Regions from separate parts of the Homo sapiens genome. Here region 1 is linked to region 2. Evidence: chromatin contacts called from ENCODE Hi-C data. All regions are on one chromosome and are shown on one strand. Each heading gives the region's core, a stretch centred on a gene start or an enhancer-like site at or near the end of the contact. The rest is flanking DNA. Distances are from core to core; before and after follow the strand shown.

Region 1 (6,780 bases), core at 1,071-3,570, 720 kb after region 2:
CCTCCTCTGGGCTTATCTATAAATAACCTGGCTCTGAGTTTTGGATGCCCCGTCAGAGGTCATGGGAGAAGGGGCCAGCGGAGGAATTGGTAACTCAGGGAAGAGCTTCCTAGCAGCCAGAGCCAGGAGGAGGTGGGGTTGTCACCCCTCCTTCCCCCAGCGGCCGGAGGGTCGCCGAAAGCTAGGATTTGAGAAATGCTGCCTGCTGGGGCTGAGGTGGGCACGAAAGATTAGAGCTACCCAAAGGAATCCATCCTGGTCTGGCTCATTAATTTTCCCCATCCCTGTCCCCCCATCCCCTCAGAGTGTCAGCCAAATAAAAAGTTTCCTCCACCTAGAATCCTGCTATCTCCCAGAATCCTTTCTGTAGACCAAACGGGAAGACATACGGTGGGTCCAGGCTTGGAGGAGGGTGGGGAGGGAGGTGCTTCTGAGTGCTTGTTAGAAAAACAGCTCCAGGGCAGGGCGCAGTGGCTCCCGCCTGTAATCCCAGCACTTTGGGAGGCTGAAGTGGGAGGATCACGAGGTCAGGAGTTCGGGACCAGCCTGGCCAACAAAGATTAGCCGGGCGTGGTGGCAGGGGCCTGTAATCCCAGCTACTTGGGTGGCTGAGGCAGGAGAATCGCCTGAAACCGGAAGGTGGAGATTGCAGTGAGCTGAGATGGAGCCACTGCACTCCAGCCTGGGCAAAAGGGCGAAACTCCATCTCAAAAAAAAAAAAAAAGAAAAAAGAAAGAAAGAAAGAAAAACAGCTCCAGGACAAGTTCTTTTGCCCCCTTCTATGAGTCTAGCCATCCCAAAGCCCTCCCAGATTCTAAAATAAGGAATCATCCTACCGTTTCCCATCATGGTGAAAAACAGCATTTGCCTATATATCCTGCCTGCCCACTCTCTGGAGGAAGTTGAGTGTTTGCAGTTGCTTGAAAAGATACCACCTGAGGACAGCTTGGCCTGCTGGGATGACCCGAGACCAGATGTATTGGAATCACTGCTTTGTCCCTCTCCACCCTCTGGCTTTGGGGGATTGCTTCTCCCATCCCAGGACCTGGAACCCAAAATAAGGCCCCAAGAGATGGATTCAAATCTAGTCATTGGGGGCCGGGTGCGGTGGCTCACACCTGTAATCCCAGCACTTTGGGAGGCCGAGGCAGGCGGATCACGAGGTCAAGAGATCGAGACCATCCTGGCCAACATGGTGAAACCCCATCTCTACTAAAAATACAAAAATTAGCTGGGCGTGGTGGCAGGCGCCTGTAGTCCCAGCTATTCAGGAGGCTGAGGCAGGAGAATCGCTTGAACCCGAGAGGCAGAGGTTACAGTGAGCCAAGATTGCGCCACTGCACTCCAGCCTGGTGACAGAGCGAGACTCCATCTAAAAAAAAAAACTAGTCATTGGGCAGGGATCCTAAGTATAGCATTAAGAAGTCCTGCAAGATCACTGGTAAGTCAGAGCTGGAACTGGGACTCAGAATACAGCCTCCTTAGTTCGAATCTCTCCTGGCACCTTAGCTAAGTCTCAGTGTTTGTGTGAAAGGTACAAAATCTAAGGAGACGCTCTCTGAGGTCGGGGTGCTGAAGCTTCCTCCTCTCTTCCTCCTCCTTGGCTGACCAGAGTACAGGACCACAGCCAGTGAGGAGGCAGTTGTCCCAGCCTGGATCCCCAGTGCTTCAGTCCACCTCCTCTCTGGCTTCAGGGATTCCCTTTTTTGTGGGAAATGTAGCAGGAAGAGCCTCAGACAAAACCCCTCAGATGCTGAGTTAAAGAAGGAAGGGGTTTATTCAGCTGGGAGCATCGGCAAGACTCCTGTCTCAAGAGCTGAGCTCCCTGAGTGAGCAATTCCTATCCCTTTTAAGGGCTCACAACTCTAAGGGGGTCCGCGTGAGAGCGTCGTGATCGATTGAGCAAGCAGCGGGTACGTGACTGGGGGATGCATACACCGGTAATTAGAAGGGAACAGAACAGGACAGGGATCTTCACAGTGCTTTTTTATACAAATAACCGATTAGGTCAGGGGTCAATCTTTAACTGCCAGGCCCAGGGTGTGGCGCTGGGCTGTCTGGCTGTCTGCTTGTGGATTTCATTTCTGCCTTTTAGTGTTTACTTTGGAGGCAGAAATCGGACATAAGACAATATGAGGTATGGTTTCCTCCCTTAGAAGAACACTGGGCAGGTCAGACTGGGCAGAGGCTGGTGTTCCTGAGCCCTGAGGAGACATCCAGAAATAGATGGGGGCGTGTCACGTTTCTGAGCAGCTGTGTGGGGGAGGTTCAAGGGGTGGGGACTAACAATATCAAAAAGAAACTTGTCCTCCCCTCTCCTGGTGGCCATGGTGGAGATCAGCAGCAGCTTCCCCACCCAGGACAAGGCCTAGGTAAGGAGTGCACCACTCTCCTCCTGGGTGCTGGGCAGGAAAAGTGGTTTTGAGGTGAAATTTGGGAGATGAACGGTGGAATTTTAGGAGTCATGAGAAAAAGTTTCCAGGAAACTTTGATGAAGTTTGGGATACCTAGGAAGGTTGGGAGCCATGGGAAGTTTGGGATTCCTGTGGGGAGATTTGGGGTCACATTCCCAGGAGGGTATGTTCAGCAAGGGCCTGGATGAGAAACTGATGACAGAATTGCTCCGAGCAGGATGAGAGGGAGGACAGAAGCGCAGCTCCCTTGGGCTAGAAAAGGAATTGCTCAGCATCCCCAGCTCCTTGGGCCCATGCCCACCCCATCCCTCCGGTTCCCACCACATCTCCCCTGACACTGGTCACCAAGGCCAGCCACCCACCTGCTCTGCAGTGGTCTACACTGTTAGCTGCGCTGAGAAAGTTCCTCAGACTCTCAGCAAACATGCTGGGGCCTCCCCAGTCCCTGGCCTTGGCATACATGGTCCCTGCCCTCAAGGAACTCACTGGCCAGAAGAGGAGCCAGGCACATATAAGGGCAGCACAGTGTGATAAGGACAGTGACAGAGGACAGCACAGGGTGATACCAGAGCCCAGAGGAGTCAGAGGGCTTCCTGGAGGAGGTGGCCCTCGGGTTAAGCCTTGAAGAGTAGGTATCCAGGAGAAGGGTGTCCCAAGGAGAGGGGCGATGTGTGCAGAGCCACAGGGAGGGTAACCACGGAGCCGCACCTGCGACGTTGTTCTGCACTACAGAAGCCAAGCAGGAGTGGCAGGTGCGAGCCTGCAGAGGGTGCAGAGGGCCAGGATAAGGACGCTGGCCTCTGTCCTTAGGGTATGGAGGGATGTTTTGTTTGTTTGTTTTGTTTTTTTTTTCTAGATGTGTTTGTATCTCTTCCCTCATGATTTTCATCTCTGCATTTTTACTCTATATTTTGAGATATTTCTTCCAGTCAGTTTTGGCACAGAGGGCTTTTAAGCATGTAAGGAACATGACCAGAGTCGCGCTTTAGAAACATTGCTCTCCCTGGGCAGGCAGGATATTGGGGCTGACTGTGGAGGCGGGGAGATCAGCGAGGAGGAAGGGGCAAACCTGAGCCAGGGCAGGGGGTGTGGATGTTGAAGGGAAGGAGAATCTAGGATGGACCCCTATCTCACCCAGCATTAGTTGGCAACTATGTGAATGTTTGACGAATGATTGACTGAATGGACACCCAGGGGACCATCATGGGTGACTGGGTGAATAATGGGGATGGTTTATCACGTGAGACTTGCCATGGCAAATTAACAGGAGCCACCCTGAGCTAGATTAAGCCTAAAGAGGATTTTATCACAAGGATACCAGGGTATCTCATGGAACCCAAGGACCAGATGCAAAGAGCCTCTAGAAAGCCAAGGAGGAGTGCGGCTCCACCTGACCTCTGGCTTCATCAATCAAGCAGCTCACCCTCTGCCTTTCAGCCTTCTCTTTCCCTTGCTCTGGGGATCTCATCTCTTCCCTGATTTCAATCACCTGTGACTCTCAGATGTCTCCTTGATTGTCCATTCTGCTACCTCTTGGACATCTGCTTCAGGGAGTTCACATTTCCCAAAGTGAACTCACCATTTCCCCTCCAAACCCGATCATTCATTCAATACATTTTTACTGAGCACCTGCTTTGTACTGGGACTACAATAATGAGCAAGATGAGCTTTTCAAGTCTACTCTGGTATAACATTGTGCCTATAGTAACAATAAGGCACTGTGCACTTAAACATGTGTAAAGAGGGTACATCTCACATTAAATGTTCTTGCTACATGAAAACCAAAAACAAAACAAAACAAAATAAAAATAAAAACAGGCCAGGCACGGTGGCTTATGCCTGTAATCCCAGCACTTTAGGAGGCCGAGGCGGGCAGCGGATCACCTGAGGTCAGGAATTTGAGACCAGCCTGACCAACGTGGAGAAACCCCATTTCTACTAAAAATATAAAATTAGCCAGGCATGATGGCACATGCCTGTAATCGCAACTACTGGGGAGGCTGAGGCGGAGAATTGCTTGAACCCGGGAGGCAGAGGTTGCAGTGAGTCGAGATTGCACCATTGCACTCCAGCCTGGGCAACGAGCAAAACTCCGTCTCAAAAAAAACAAAACAAAACAAAAAAAAAAACGAGGCTGGGTGCGGTGGCTCAGGCCTATAATCCCAGCACTTTGAAAGGCCTGGGCAGGTGGATCACCTGAGGTCAGGAGTTCCAGAACAGCTTGGTCAACATGGCAAAACCCCTTCTCAACTAAATACAAAAATTAGCTGGGCGTGCTTGTGGGCACCTGTAGTACCAGCTACTTGGGAAGTTGAGGTGGGAGAATCACTTGAACCCGGGAGGTAGAGGTTGAAGTGAGCCGAGATTGCACCACTGCACTCCAGCCTGGGCGACAGAGTGAGACCCTGTCTCAAAATAAATAAATAATATATAAATAAAAATAAAAATAAAATGAAAACAAAGGGATACACAGAAACTTGGAAGTGATGAACATGTTTATTCCCTTGATTGTGGGAATGGTAACATGAGTGTATACTTATTTCCAAACTCACCAAATTGTATATATTAATTATGTGCAGTTTTTTGTATACCAATTATACTTCAATGAGGCTGAAAAAAAAAAAAGTAAAGTTGCACAGGGCTGTGCTGGAGCAGGACACTCTGCAGTCATGTAAGAATGGTGGAAGAAGATAGAGGGCAATAAAAGAAGATGGGCAATAAAAGAGGTGTCAGGCCTCTGAGCCGAAGCTAAGCCATCATATCCCCTGTGACCTGCACAAACACATCCAGATGGCCGGTTCCTGCCTTAACTGATGACATTGTCTTGTGAAATTCCTTCTCCTGGCTCATCCTGGCTCAAAAGCTCCCCTACTGAGCACCTTGTGACCCCCACTCTGCCTGCCAGAGAACAACCCCCCTTTGACTGTAATTTTCCTTTACCTACCCAAATCCTATAAAACGGCCCCACCCTTATCTCCCTTCGCTGACTCTCTTTTCGGACTCAGTCCACCTGCACCCAGGTGATTAAAAGCTTTATTGCTCACACAAAGCCTGTTTGGTGGTGTCTTCACACGGACGCGCATGAAATTTGGTGCCCTGACTCAGATCGGGGGACCTCCCTTAGGAGATCAATCCCCTGTCCTCCTGCTCTTTGCTCTGTGAGAAAGACCCACCTACAACCTCAGGTCCTCAGACCGACCAGCGCAAGAAATATCTCACCAATTTCAAATCCAGTAAGCAGACTCTTTTTACTCACTTCTCCAACCTCCCTCACTATCCCTCAACCTCTTTCCCCTTTCAATCTTGGCGCCACACTTCAATCTCTCCATTCTCTTAATTTCAATTCCTTTCATTTTCTGGTAGAGACAAAGGAGACACGTTTTATCTGTGGACCCAAAACTCCGGCGCCGGTCACGGACTGGGAAGGCAGCCTTCCCTTGGTGTTTAATCATTGCAGGGACACCTCTCTGATTATTCACCCACGTTTCAGAGGTGTCAGATCATGCAGGGACGCCTGCCTTGGTCCTTCACCCTTAGCGGCAAGTCCCGCTTTTCTGGAGGAGGGGTAAGTACCCCAACCCCTTTTCTCTGTGTCTCTACCCCTTCTCTGCTTTTCTGGGGGAGGGGCAAAAACTCCTCAACCCCTTCTCCTTCACCCTTAGCGGCAAGTCCCGCTTTTCTAGGAGGAAAGAACCCCCAATCCCTTATTTCCACACCCCAACCTCTTACCTCTGTGCCCCAATCCCTTATTTCCACGCCCCGACCTCTTATCTCTGTGCCCCATCCCTTATTTCCGTGCCCCGACCTCTTATCTCTGCGCCCAAACCCCTTATTTCCACGCCCTGACCCCTTTCCCGCTTTTCTGGAGGGTAAGAACCCCTGAACCCCTTCCCTCCGTTTCTCTACTCTCTCTTTTCTCTGGGCTTGCCTCCTTCACTACGGGCAACCTTCCACCCTCCGTTCCTCCGTCTCCCTTAGCCTGTGCTCTCAAGAACTTAAAACCTCTTCAACTCACACCTGACCTAAAACCTAAATGCCTTATTTTCTTCTGCAAGGCTGCTTGACCCCAATACAAACTCGACAGTGGTTCCAAATAGCCAGAAAACGGCACTTTCAATTTTTCCATCCTGCAAGATCTAAATAATTCTTGTCGTAAAATGGACAAACGGTCTGAGGTGCCTGACGTCAAGGCATTCTTTTACACATCAGTCCCTCCCTAGTCTCTGCCCAATGCAACTTGTCCCAAATCTTCCTTCTTTCCCTCCCGCCTGTCCCCTCAGTCCCAACCCCAAGTGTCGCTGAGTCTTTCTAATCTTCCTTTTCTACAGACCCGTCTGACGTCTCCCCTCCTCCCCAGGCTGCTCCT
Region 2 (6,724 bases), core at 1-2,500:
CCTCAGGACACACCAAGGAGCAGAAGGTAGCCAGGGTCAAGCCCCAGGGCACTTCCTGGCCTCTGGGGAGGCTGCTTGGAAAAGAGGGTGTGGACCAGGCCCAGCAGATGACACGATTCATTTATTCATTCAAAGCCGGTTCCCAGCGCCTTTCACACCAGCCCCGCAGGACTGGATGAGGGTGTCCTGCCCGCCCATTCCTGGGCCTCCACCCTCCCAGCAGGAGTCTCACTGAGCCACAGCCGGATGGTAGAAAAGCAAACTGGCCAAGTGATTTATTTGCAATGGGCACAGTGATGCAAAAACAAGATATTAAGACTATAAAATATGTGACTACAAAGAACCAGCGAAATAAATACATAGATATTAGATAGTCCAATAACTTAAGGCGCCCGTGCAACGGAGCGAGGATCCGCGCGCACGGGAAGTTCTTCTGCTGCAGGGCTGGAGAGCGCCGGCCACGTCCTAGCCTCGGTCCGACTCGTCCAGCGTATGGCCCTGTGGGGAAAGGACTGGGTCAGAGAGCTGTGCCAGGGCCGGTCCGGGTCCAGCCTGAGGGGCCCCGAGACCCTGACGCGAGGGGGCCAGCGCGATTGCGGGGCGCCGGGTCCCCCAAGGAGGTGCAGCGCCCCCGCCCCGCCGTCTGGGGTTGAAGTGGTTTTTCCCAAAGGCCCCGGTCCCGGCTGTTAGGGCGCAGGGCTCGCCGGGACGCGGGCAGTCACTCACCGCGGCGGGCTCATGGCGTGCGGGGTTTGGGCTGCGGGGATGGCCTGGAGGGCTCCGAGGGCTCGGAGGGTGCGGCGGCCGCGGCAGCCACGGCGTCCTCGGCGGGTGCGGCGGGTGCGGTGCGTTCCTGGCGGCTGCGAAAGTCCTGCAGGGCGCGGCGGTTCTGGAAATCGATGAGCGCCAGCGCGATGGCCGCGTTCCAGCAGCTCTCGCCCGCGCAGCGGAAGTCGATCTCCTTGTGGTCGGTGGTGACGATGGTGAAGTACACGTACTTGCCCGTGCGCTCCACGCAGTCCACCTTGAGGATGGAGTGGAAGCGCAGCTCCTTGGGGCGCGCGCGGGGGCTGGCGGGGAACAGGCTCAGGCGGTCGGAGGTGAGCACCCCGCGCTTCTTCTTCCATAGCTGGAAGAGGCTGTCGCTGCGCTTCTCCAACTCGCCCTCGCGTAGCACCTCGTCGGGGGATTTCATGTCGTGCCGAGCGCGGGACTGGGAGCGGCAATGCGGGCGGTGACGGCGCCGGCTCTGCTCCTCGTGGCCCCGGCGCGGCCTTTATAGCTGCCCCTCCCCGCCCCGCCCCTCCCCGCCCCGCCCCGGCCCTCGGGCCACCCCGCCCGCCTGAGCCCCGCGCGCCCCGGGCCATACCCTCCCCAAGCCCAGCCGTCCGGGCCCGCACCGTCGCGTCCGCGCTCTGGTCGGTCCCCGGCCGTCCCCTCCCATCTCAGAAGCCCGCGCTCCTCTTGCCCCCCGTGCCCCAGCTGTCCGGCCCCGTGGGGTGACTCGAGGTCCCGCCCCGCCCGGGCGCTCGCCCGCACCGTCTCGCAGGCCGGCCCCGCGGAAGAATGCGCTGCAGCCAGCCCTGCCCGCGATGACTCACGCCGGGGAGCCCCGGGAAGCACCCGCGGGCCCGGGGCCGGCCCACCGTGGGGAGACAGCCGGGACCAGACCTTCACCCTCCAGGCGCCCCAAGTCCAGCCCTGCCGCTCTCGGGCTCCCGGGGCAGAAGGAGGGTCGAGGCCCCCTTCCTTACTCCCGAGCCCTGGCCGTTCCGTCCTGTTCGGGGGCCTTTCCCAGGGCCGCCCAGAGACCCTCTCCGAAAGTGGCCCTGCCCTAGCGGACCGAGCTCCTATCTTGCCACCCACGGGCTGCGCCAAGAACGACCACCTCTCTTAGCCTCGGTTTTCGCTTCTGTGAAATGGGAACAGTAACCTTTGCTGGATTAGGGAACACGTGGAAAGGGCTAGACCAGCAACCCATAGAGCTCAGAAAATGGAAGGGGAAGAGGAAGCCCGTTCTCCTCCCTGCGCCCTCGTAGTGTCCCGAACTGGGGTACGGACTGCTCCGACCGCGCCCCCACGACCCGGACCGGAGAGAGGTCCCAGGAGCTGAGGGGTTCGGGCTGGGCCGCGACGCCCGCTCTCTGGGATCAGCCTGGGGGCGAGGGTCGGCGGGGGCGGCTGAGTCATCGCTTTCCAGCTGGGCAGACGGGCGGTTTTATTTACCCTCTTCCTTTAAAGGGTTTAATAGACAGGAAGCGAAAGCCGGCTCTTCCCGGGTTCCCAGGGGTGGGGGTGGAGCCGGCCGAGAGGACCCCAGAGACCCCGGCTACTACTCCACGTCTCCCACCTTCCCGCACCCCTGCCCCCTAGCTGCGCCCTGGGGTGGTTACAGCAGGAAGTCCCAACTCTGGGGTCAGAATTGGCCTCAATGACGGGGCTCACGCAAAATGAAAACGAGAGTCCCCTGATTCAAAATGTATTTAAAATGTCAAGACAGTGGCAGCAGAGCGTAAAACCCAGACCTGGGACCAGCCCTACCTCCACCTGCCCTTCAGGGTCACTGTAAAGGATAAAGAGACGTCCGGCTCAGAGGAGCGCCCCAGACCCGGTTCTGTGAATGGCATGCAGGTAGCAGCTGCCCGGTGGTCCCACCGGTGTGGCCAGAGGACCTGGCAGTGGGCAGGGATGTGGTGTGGAGGGGCAGTGCCGGCAGAGGGCAGGGTTGGGCTGTGCCAGGGTTCTGGCCTGGGAGTGAGACACCTGCCTGGGGCCGGCGGGTCAACACTGCCCCCTACCTGACACCTGTCCTTGCAGCAGGGCTGGGATCCTGTGGTGAGGGAGCAGCAGGTAGGGTGGGTGGGTGAGGGGAGGTCAGCCTTTGGCGGGGAGAGGGGATTCGAGCATTGTTCCGGAGAGGCTGCAGGAAGGATTCGGACTCTGGTGTCCCTTCTTTTGCTTCCAGAGGGCCCTGGGCTGCCGGACAGTGGGACCTGGGCAAGAGGCACCTCTGGGCAGTGGGAGACCAGGAGAAGCGGCCGGGGGCAGAGCGCTCTGTCACTGCGCCAGCCCACAGGTGCCTGGAACACCTCCAGGCCCACCAGCCTGCCTACCCCATTGAGGGGCCAGCCAGTGGAACTTCGGCTCCAGGCAAATCCCCCGACACTCGTGGTTGCTTAAGCACCTACTGTGTGCCTGCAGGCCTGGCTGGTGCTGGGACCCCAGAGGAGGGGAGAGGAATCCCTCTAAACCCCAGGGGCACAGCAGGTACATGAGGATGGGGATAGGGGTCGGGGGTACTGGAGGCCAGGAGGACAGCTTGGAGGACTCTGTGGGGAGGGCGTGCCCTCGAAGATTCCAAGGAGACCTTGAAGGGCCAGTGGTGCCCGTATGCCACCACTGTGCCCAGCCTCCACCTAACCCAGAGAACTCCCCAAAGTGGGCACTCCAGCCCCTGTTCCACAGAAGAGGAAACTGGTTCAGGATGGAGAGGGCCTTGGGGAAGGGACAGAGAACAGGCAGGAGCAGATAAGGGGCTGAGAGAAATGAGGGGGAGGAAGAGGGTTTGGAAACCAGGTGAGGCCAGGTGAGGTGTGCTCCCCCAGCCCCGCCCAGCTCCTCTCTTTGCCTGTACCCCAGTGGCCCTCTCAAGGGAGGCTGGGAAACTCACTCCCCTGGGGGCAGGACTTACAACCCAGGGGTGATGCTCTGACAGGTGGGGCAGGAGCTGGGAGGCCAGGGGGCAGGGTGTGCAGCCGAGATTCAGAGGCCCTGCCCTCCCTAGGGGATTTCCTGCCCACTCAGCCCCTCTCTGCTATTCCCCTCATGGACACTGTGAAGACCTGGGGGGTATGGGGGTGGATGGCCCTTTAGGGGCTGCTGGAAATCAGGTCTGAGCCCTGGAGGCCAGGCCTCCCCAGGCAGCTTCTCTGCCCACAGTCCCTGCCCCAGGGGCTCAGTTGTAGTGGCCCTGGCCTCCCCAGCAGCTGCTAGACACCCTGGGCCCCTGCTCGGCCAAACCAGCCTGAACCTGGTTGCCAATGTGGGGGCTGGAGGGAGCCGACTCCCAAGCCTTACCAGCCCTGGACCAGCAGGTGACTTCAGGAGCCCCCAGGGTGTCTTTATGGACATGGGCAAAAATAAACCACGGCCTTAGGAGGTGAGAGGGGCTTGGAGGACACCATGCCAACTTGGCAGGTACTTGCACACAGGGGCTGCCCCATCCTCTCTGCGTCCACCATCCACCCGAGGGGCTTTACCACCACCACTAACTCACACTGCCGTCTGCCCCTCTGAGCCACCCGCCCTCTGCCAGCCCCCGCTCGGCCTCCCTTGCCTGAGGCCTGAGCCTCACCGCCTCACCTGGTCCCACCTGGGGCTGAGCGGTGCCCCCAGGAGAAGCACTGGCCCCAAGCTGCAGATGCAGAAAGGGTGGCTCAGAGAGGTGCAGTGACTTGTCAAGGTCACCTTTCCAAGGAGGGACCCTATCTCTATCCCCCAGAGCAGGCCTGCCTGAGGGTCCCCTCTGGAGGATGAGGGCTGTGACACTCACTTCCTGGGATGTGGGGGAGGGATGTTGAGGCAGAAGAGTGCTGACACAGGGACCCCACATGAGGGTCTTTTGAGGAATGCCCCTCCTAGAGCCATTTGATAGCCAAGAGCCTGGGAGCTTCTCCAGCACAGCACAGAGATTGGAACCCGGCGTGGATTCGGCCACACCCCATGGGACCTGCTTCTACGAGGGTTCTGGACCACTCACGTGCTGGAGGCGGAGGAACCACCTGCCGGAGAGATGCCAGGGCCAGGCACCGGCAGGAGAGTCCGTGTGGCCCTGCCCCGTGCTAGTTCTGTGCGGTCATTTCTCCCTGTTGAGACTGCTTTCTTGGGTTTGCAGGGAACACTGGGTGGGGGTTTCAGAGAGGTGGTGACTCACCCAGGTTACACAGTGGCCAGTGCGGCCACATCCACAGCTTCCCCGATTCTGTGGCACCCTGTGGCTCGGGGCAGGAAACAGCCCTGATGTTCTGTGACTGCTTCTCAGGATGGGGAGGGGGCTCTGCCTCGAGTTGGTGGTGTCAGGCAGCATCAGTCCAAACCGGGTTTACTGATATTTATCTGAGGGGCCACATCCAGGATTCATGCAGAGCCTGAGCCAAGGGCCCCCACCCCTGGGCAGGCATTGTACAGTCTGGGTGCCCAAACATCTGGCCTGGGACACTGGCTGCCCTGTCCAGCTGCCTGGACCCTTGGCACCGGAGCCCAGCTGTGTGAGGCTGTCAGCAGCTGGAGTAGGATGCGGGCACCTCTCCGAAACTCCCTGAGTGAGGTCACTTCCTTACGGTGACGAGGCCGGGCCCTCCAGGCACTTGCCCAACGAGCCTGGCCATCCTGCCAGCCTGTGAGGAAGCTGCGTGTCACAGGGCCCGGCCCAGTGCCTGGGGCTTGACACCACCCTCTTGTGGGAGGGGTTGCTCAGAGAGAGCCCTGCAGAAAGGCCCACTGCTCCTCAGTCAGGAAGGCCCACCCCTAGCTCCTCTCACCCCCTCCAGGAAGCCCTCTCAGATTGCCAGGGCGCACTCTAAGGCCTGCCTCCTGCCAACCACATACTGCTAGGCCATGGGTCTCCAAGCCTCCGCCCACCTGAGCCTGGGGAGGCTGGGGGAAGACCTAAGCTGCCTGGAGCTGCAGCACCTGAGCAGTGCACTGGTGCCACCTCACCTGAGCCCAACATGGCCCATGTGCCAGGGCCTGTGACTCAGGCTTGCCCTCTATCTGTCTCCTCCCAGCTGCAGCCTGAGGAAAGTGAGAGGCCCCGTGGCATGACCCACCTGGTTTTCAGACACTTGCTGTCAGCCTGATCTTGGCCTTGGAGGGCTGTGTTCTCTGTTGCTGTGTCTCTTCCTGAGCTCTTCCACTGGAGCCTGACAGGCAGGTCCTACCTCACAAGATGTTGGGGATTGATTGAGAAACCAGGAACACCCTTCTCCTTGGCCCCTGATGAGCTCCTGTTTATCCCTCAGTACCCTGCTCAGAAGCTATTATCAGCTCCTTAAATGCAGTGATAATGTTTTATTCTTTGGGAGCCCCAGGGATCAGCCCAGGCACTCAGGAAATGGCTAAAAAAGCATCCTGAGGCCGGGCTCGGTGGCTGACGCCTATGATCCCAGCAAGTTGGGAGGCCGAGGTGAGCAGATTGCTTGAGCCCAGAAGTTTGAGACCAGCCTGGACAACACAGCAAGACCCCCCCATCTCTACAAAAAAAAAAATAAAAATTAGCCAGGCATGGTGGCATGTGCACTATAGTCCCAACTACTTGGGAGGCTGAGTTGGGAGGATCACTTCAGCCCAGGCGGTCGAGGCTGCAGTGAGCCGTGATTACTCCACTGCACTGCAGCCTGGGTGACAGAGCAAGACCCTGTCTCAAAAAATAAAGGCATCCACGTCATTGTCCAAAAGACCCCCTCTGCACTGACTACTGAACGTGCAGACTGTTGGCGTGTGTATGAGACCAGACAGCCCCTTGCTGCCTCGGGTGAGACTGGCAGTCAGGCGTGCCAAGATGAGGGGGCCCCGTGGGGCAGAGTGGGGCCTCCGTCGGGCTCCATCAGGCTGGTGTCACCTCCACAGGGCTGCTTGTGGGTGGTTATGGAGCCTCCAGAGGTTGGGAGATGGGGCCAGGACACAGGGAGCTCAGGAAAGGGCCCTCCCAGCAGTCACTCGCAGA

Evidence for each region. Hi-C counts contacts between places; a loop is a spot of excess contacts on that map.
Region 1: a map of endothelial cell of umbilical vein shows a loop between it and region 2 (5-fold over the local background). The contact joins the promoter of ART1 here to the promoter of PHLDA2 in region 2. A Hi-C loop is called at or near these places in 1 of 168 maps with a recorded cell type or tissue (endothelial cell of umbilical vein).

What each region holds. Positions count from the first base shown.
Region 1 is chr11:3,642,808-3,649,587 of GRCh38, forward strand. It overlaps ART1 (ADP-ribosyltransferase 1), which reads left to right and starts at 2,321. Exons shown (of 5, transcript NM_004314.3): 1 at 2,321-2,372.
Region 2 is chr11:2,928,170-2,934,893 of GRCh38, forward strand. It overlaps PHLDA2 (pleckstrin homology like domain family A member 2), which reads right to left and starts at 1,251. Exons shown (of 2, transcript NM_003311.4): 1 at 727-1,251; 2 at 104-498. The coding sequence starts at 1,195. The coding sequence ends at 737. RefSeq lists enhancers at 528-1,136, 1,137-1,746, 1,747-2,355, 5,370-5,982.